Regions from separate parts of the Homo sapiens genome. Here region 2 is linked to region 1. Evidence: read pairs that join two places in POLR2A ChIA-PET (ENCODE). Cell type or tissue: IMR-90. All regions are shown on one strand. Each heading gives the region's core, and the rest is flanking DNA. Links, peaks and the distances in the headings are about the cores only. Region 1 overlaps FRMD4A (FERM domain containing 4A). Region 2 overlaps FRMD4A (FERM domain containing 4A).

What was found. Peaks named below come from ENCODE experiments on the same cell type or tissue, not always from the same donor. Only the 100,000 strongest peaks of a DNase experiment are listed, where the experiment ranks them.
Region 2: POLR2A ChIA-PET joins it to region 1 with 7 read pairs; 2 of 35 experiments call an interaction of 5 or more read pairs at or near these places.

Annotation. Positions count from the first base shown.
Region 1 is chr10:13,963,535-13,966,452 of GRCh38, forward strand. All of the region lies in intron 2 of FRMD4A (FERM domain containing 4A), which reads right to left. Among named protein-coding and RNA genes, the nearest start is that of FRMD4A-AS2, 27 kb to the right of the region's middle. In IMR-90, for the core only: no CTCF peak of the experiment used is centred there; no DNase peak of the experiment used is centred there.
Region 2 is chr10:14,055,640-14,058,557 of GRCh38, forward strand. The region is part of intron 2 of FRMD4A (FERM domain containing 4A); the gene reads right to left. Among named protein-coding and RNA genes, the nearest start is that of FRMD4A-AS3, 17 kb to the right of the region's middle. In IMR-90, for the core only: no CTCF peak of the experiment used is centred there; a DNase peak (open chromatin) is centred at 1,442; H3K27ac peaks cover 477 bases.

The DNA.
Region 1 (2,918 bases), core at 128-2,627:
ACGAATCATTGAAAACCCAATCTCATTTTAGAGGAATTGTCCTTTATTAGGAGAATGGATCATTGATGTCACTATAACTAATCATGTGGACAGCTGATAGAGATGCATTTTCAAAATGATTATTCTAGAAGTTCTGTTTCAAAAGCATATTTTCTATAAAGAAGAAAACACACAAAGCGTTCTACGTAATTACAAACCCTATTCTAGGTTGGTAGGTGTTCTTATATATTAGCTCACATGTTTTCTTATAGAGTGTGTGAGAAATTCAGTATCTATAGGTCATTGCAGGCCTGGCTCTGTGGTCTCCAGACAGCCAGTGTTAGAGCATTAGGTTAGGACTGCTTTGCAGGTTAGGAAAAGGACTCTCCTCAAATTCCTAACACATGGATGTTCATTCTAGCCACTGGTCCATATTTCCTTTCTAGAAGCAGCAGTGATGGGTGAACCACTGATCATTATAAAACCATGAAACATTCAAGGGCATTCATGCTTGGAGGAAGGTGGGATGTGCCCTGTGACCCTCAACACAGCCAACCCAGAACCAGAGAGGAGAGGACCAGGTGTGTTATCTTGTTGGTGCTTTGTCAACAGGCATTAGAAAAAAAAAAAAAACAGAAACAAAGTCCACAACTCTGATGACTCTGATGACGGACGCGGTTTCTACAAATAGACCAAAGAAAACCAAAACAAAAAACATCAAACAAACAAACAAACAAAAACCAAACCAAACACAATCCCCCTCCCCACTAACAAACGAACAACATCTAACTTAAAAAGAAAAATTTAAAACAGGTTTACATATGCCATACATATGTGTTTTACAACTTTGGGGCCAGAAGCAATTTATGGTAAGTCAGTAATTCAGATTGTTGGTCTTATTTATTTTATTTTTCCTATAGTTTTACTGCACAGCCAGGAGTGGCGTGGAGCTGGAGGCAGGGTGGGGGTGGGTGGGGAGGCAATAGAGAGGACAGAGGTCGATTTGTCATGAAACCAATGAAGCTTAAACTTCAGGGTTCCTCACTTCATGGGATCTTCCAAGTCTCTGGGATGATTCCTAGCAAGATATTCATGCATTCATTGCTTACAAAAGTGAGATATTTTAATTGTCATCAGTTACAACTAATGCCTCTTCTTTTGTTTTTTTTTTTTTTTTGAGACAGAGTTTCGCTCTGTCACCAGGCTGGAGTGCAATGGCGCGATCTCAGCTCACTGCAACCTCTGCCTCCCTGCAACCTCCACCTCCTGGGTTCAAGCGATTCTCCTGCCTCAGCCTCCTGGGTAGCTGGGCCTACAGGTGCCCATCACAGCCAGCTGATTTTTGTATTTTTAGTAGAGATGGGGTTTCACCATGTTGGCCAGGATGGTCTCGATCTCTTGACCTCATGACCTGCCCGCCTCTGCCTCCCAAAGTGCTGGGATTACAGGCGTGAGCCACTGCGCCTGGCCAACTAATGCCTCTTCCTATGTTGATTTCCCCTCTGTTAAATTTCCTCTTTTGCTCAGGTAACATTGGAATGACCACTGGGCATTTTTTTTTTTTTTTTGAATTCAGCTAAGGAGAAGAATGGTCAGGATATATTCAGTTTGGGAGAGAGGAATATATTTGAGGTCCACAGACATTGCCATCTGTAATCAAGTTACGGTGAGCTGCACCAGCCTAGAAATGGCTTCCAGCAAGAACCCTCACCCTTAAATGCCGACTCGCCCACCTTGTTCATGAAGGACTAGAGATCTTATCAAGATATGGCTGCATCTTATGGCACCAGGCTGTGAAGGTATGTGGCTAGCAGAAGAGAAAGAAGGTTTAAAATGCCAACAGCCAGAAACCCATCTGTGGAGGAATCTCCCAATCCTCAGACTGATAAGATAATAAGTAGAGAGTTCCATTCTCATACCTCCTGGACACAGGTGGCAGTGTTCCCACTGTCAGGAGTATATTTCATATATAGGACACACAATTACAAAAGCACCATATAATGTTTTCTTTATTGAAGGAACTAGAATATAATTGGATTTTCCTGCAATCCCTGTGTTTAGAAGGCACATATCTGTAATCTTACTCTCAACAGCATGTTCTGCAATAGATCATATAAAAAAGAAACCTGTAAGAAGTCTTCCCAAATTCTTCAATAATTCTAAAAATCTGCACAGTATTTCCAATGACAAGTTATGAATTGGAAATAAACCTTTCTTTCTTTCAGTAATGAAAGGACAAGTTTTGATCAGCCATACCATGCGAAAGACAGACTTAGCTTTCTCTTCTCTCTCTGTAGAAAATGTTATAAAATCATTATCTTGTGAAGAAGAGATCAAAGACCAGGCAACCAAAATAGGTAGGAAGAAGAGGATAATAGGGATGTTGGCAGGTTAATTAATAAACACACATTCCTTTTCTGAATTTTGTGATGTTTCTAATAGTTGTTGGCTTTCCTACATTTGTAACTTGTGATTTTTCCTTTCACATGTAAGTTTGTATAACTTTTTTTTTTGAGACAGAGTTTCACTCTTGTTGCCCAGATTGGAGTGCAGTGGTGCCATCTTGGCTCACTGCGACCTCTCGAACTCCCGACCTCCCGGGTTCAAGCGATTCTCCTGCCTCAGCCTCCTCAGTAGCTGGGATTACAGGTGCCCGCCATCGTACCTGGCTAATTTTTTTTGTATTTTTAGTAGAGACAGGGTTTCACCATGTTGGCCAAGCTGGTCTCGAACTCCTGACCTCAGGTGATCTGCCTGTCTTGGCCTCCCAAAGTGTAAGTTTGTATAATTTTTAATGATTTTCCTTTTAAGTCTCCCCCACCCCCAATTATATTAAGTTGGTGCAAAAGCAATGGCGGTTTTTGCTGTAATTAAAAGTAATGGCAAACCCGCAATTACTTTTGCACTAACCTAATAGAAGCCGCAGGCCCTGCCATTAA
Region 2 (2,918 bases), core at 159-2,658, 92 kb after region 1:
GTTTTAAAACACCAACTTTATTTCTTTTATGTAATTGAAAATTGTTTCAACTTTTTATTTTCGTGGGTCCATAGTAGGTGTATATATTTACGGGGTACATGAGACGTTTTGATACAGGCATGCAATGTGTAATGATCACATCATGGAGAATGGGGTGTCCAACCCCTCAAGCATTTATCTTTAGTGTTATAAACAATGCAATTATAGTCTTTTCGTTATTTTAACATGTACAATGAAATTATCATTGACTATTGTCACCCCGTTGTGCTATCAAATAATAGTGGGTCTTATTAATTCTCTCTCTTTTTTTTTTGAGACGGAGTCTCGCTCTTTCGCCCAGGCCAGAGTGCAGTGGCGCGATCTCGGCTCACTGCAAGCTCCGCCTCCTGGGTTCACGTCATTCTTTTTTAGAGATGTAGTCTCACTCTGTCGCCCAGGCTGGAGTGCAATGACACAATCTTGACTTACTGCAACCTCCACCTCCCATGTTCAAGCAATTCTTCTGCCTCAGCCTCCTGAGTAGCTGGGATTACAGGCACGTGCCACCACACCTGGCTGGTTTTTGTATTTTTAGTAGAGATAGGGTTTCTCCATGTTGGCCAGGCTGGTCTTGAACTCCTGACCTCAAGTGATATGCCCGCCTCAGCCTCCTAAAGTGCTGGGATTACAGGCGTGAGCCACCGGACCTGATCTTATTCATTCTTTATAACTATGTTTTTGTGTTGATTAAACATCCCCACCTCTCCCCAACCCCCCGTGATTGAAAAAAAAATTTAAAGTTTTTTCCCCCAGTATTTCTTTAGTTGCAGCCTCTGTCCCAGCGAATGACTTCCTTGGACCTCTGAATAAGTAGGTCTAATTCATTCTTTCTAACTATATTTTTTTGTACCCATTAAACATCCTCACTTCCCCCCTCCACCCTCTGTAACTGAAAAAATATTTTAAGTTTTGGCCCCAGTATTTCTCCAGTCGCATCCTCTGTCCCAGCTAACTGCTTCTTTGGGCCTCTGTGGTGTGCATGGTGTTGCTTGTTTGCTACTGGCTTTCTAAACTGCTGCACACTCATCTTTCAGCCTATGGAGACCTCTCACCATCTGCCGCGGCTCTTTCATGTGCAAATAGTCAGGCATTTCACATCCAAGCTCTTTGCTGCTTCTTTGTTTCTTCTAGGGAGAGAAACGAGCTTGTGTTATAGTTCTTGTTCTCTGTCATTCATAAATTTGAAAAATAAATAAATAAAAGGTATTGCTGGTGAGATATTTGGAAAAATTCTTGTTCCTGGCATCTCCCCAATTAACAAGTGAGTCTTTTGTGGCTCTCTTTAGCCTTGCGAGGTCTGGCAGGCTATGTTTTTCTCACAAAACCTTGAAGCCTGAGTCAGTGGCAATGTTCTGTATCTCTTCTGGCTTGTCACAGCTGAGCAACACATGAGAAAAATGCTAGTCTTCTTCACTCAGGCTTAGGAATGAGGCCTCAAAGGGTTTTGCAATTGAAGGCATTTTGCTTATGGGTCAGCGGATGTTATGTAATGTAATATTGTCAATATAGTTCCTAGGCTCTTAATTATTTGCCTCTTGGTTGTGGCAACACAAACAGAGAACACACAGTCACCTGACTACTCAAATTCCAATAAATACAGGAACATGATTCATTCAAGAAAAGCAATAAAAGAGAGACTTCCCCCCCATTCAGCATAAGCTGAATATAGTATCTTCACACATCGTCTTTACCCTAGAGCTGGGGTTATAGGATTAGGTCATGTTGACAAACACAACAAAATAATACCAGGCTCCATGGCTATTTTGTTACTGCTTCAATTCAAGAAATTTCAAGGAAAAGGCAACATGAGTCAAGCAAGACAAAAGTCAACGCATGCTGCAGCCAGTTTTGAAACCAAAGGCCTCCCTTCCTATCTACTGTGTGAATTTATAATCTTTTTTTTTTTTTCGAGATGGAGATTCACACTTGTTGCCCAGGCTGGAATGCAATGGCGCGATCTCTGCTCACCACAACCTCCGCCTCCTGGGTTCAAGAGATTCTCCAGCCTCAGCCTCCCAAGTAGCTGGGATTACAGGCAGGGGCCACCCTGCCCGGCTAATTTTGTATTTTTAGTAGAGATGGGGTTTCACCATGTTGGTCAGGCTGGTCTCAAACTCCTGACCTCAGGTGATCCACCCATCTTGGCCTCACAAAGTGCTGGGATTACAAGCGTGAGCCACAACACCTGGCCTACAATCTTAACGCTCACTGGTTGTGTCGGTTTCTCTTGGAGCCAAATTCAGTTTGCGTGTCTGCGTCAGTGGACAAGATTTTGTTTGAAATAACAAAACTCACTCAGAAATAAAAAGAGAGCTCTGGTCAGGAAGTAATATATAGTTACATGCAAGTAAAACCATTCATTAATTCCCACCCAGGCCTTCCAGGGACACAGGCATAGATGTGTGTGTTTTCTGGTTCCTCCAATGAGTAGAACTGGAGAGAAATGATTAGGAAAGTCCAGGCTTGGTTGAAGGAGGTGATAGTCCCCAAATGCTAGCTTCCCAAACCCATAGGGACAAGAAAGCCGAGGGGATTTGGGCTATCTTTATACTGAATTCATCCTCCCATAAAATTCATTTAGGGTCAATCTGAAGTTTGAGTTACACACCTATTGCTTTTTTTCAAAGATAAATTATCATTTGCTACATGTTTGAGATGCATATTTTACTTTCAAAATATTCATTTCTCATCCTAGAATTTTTTTCCCAATTACCTTTTAGGTACGTTGTCTAGTCTAGATCAACAAACCACTGGCAGGCAATGGGAGAGTCTGGGAGAGAAGAAATGTAAATGATGTTTTTTAAATAACATCCATGTTACCATTCATATGCAAGACTCCATTTTCCATAGTGTGGTAAAAACTAGAAAAAAATGACCAC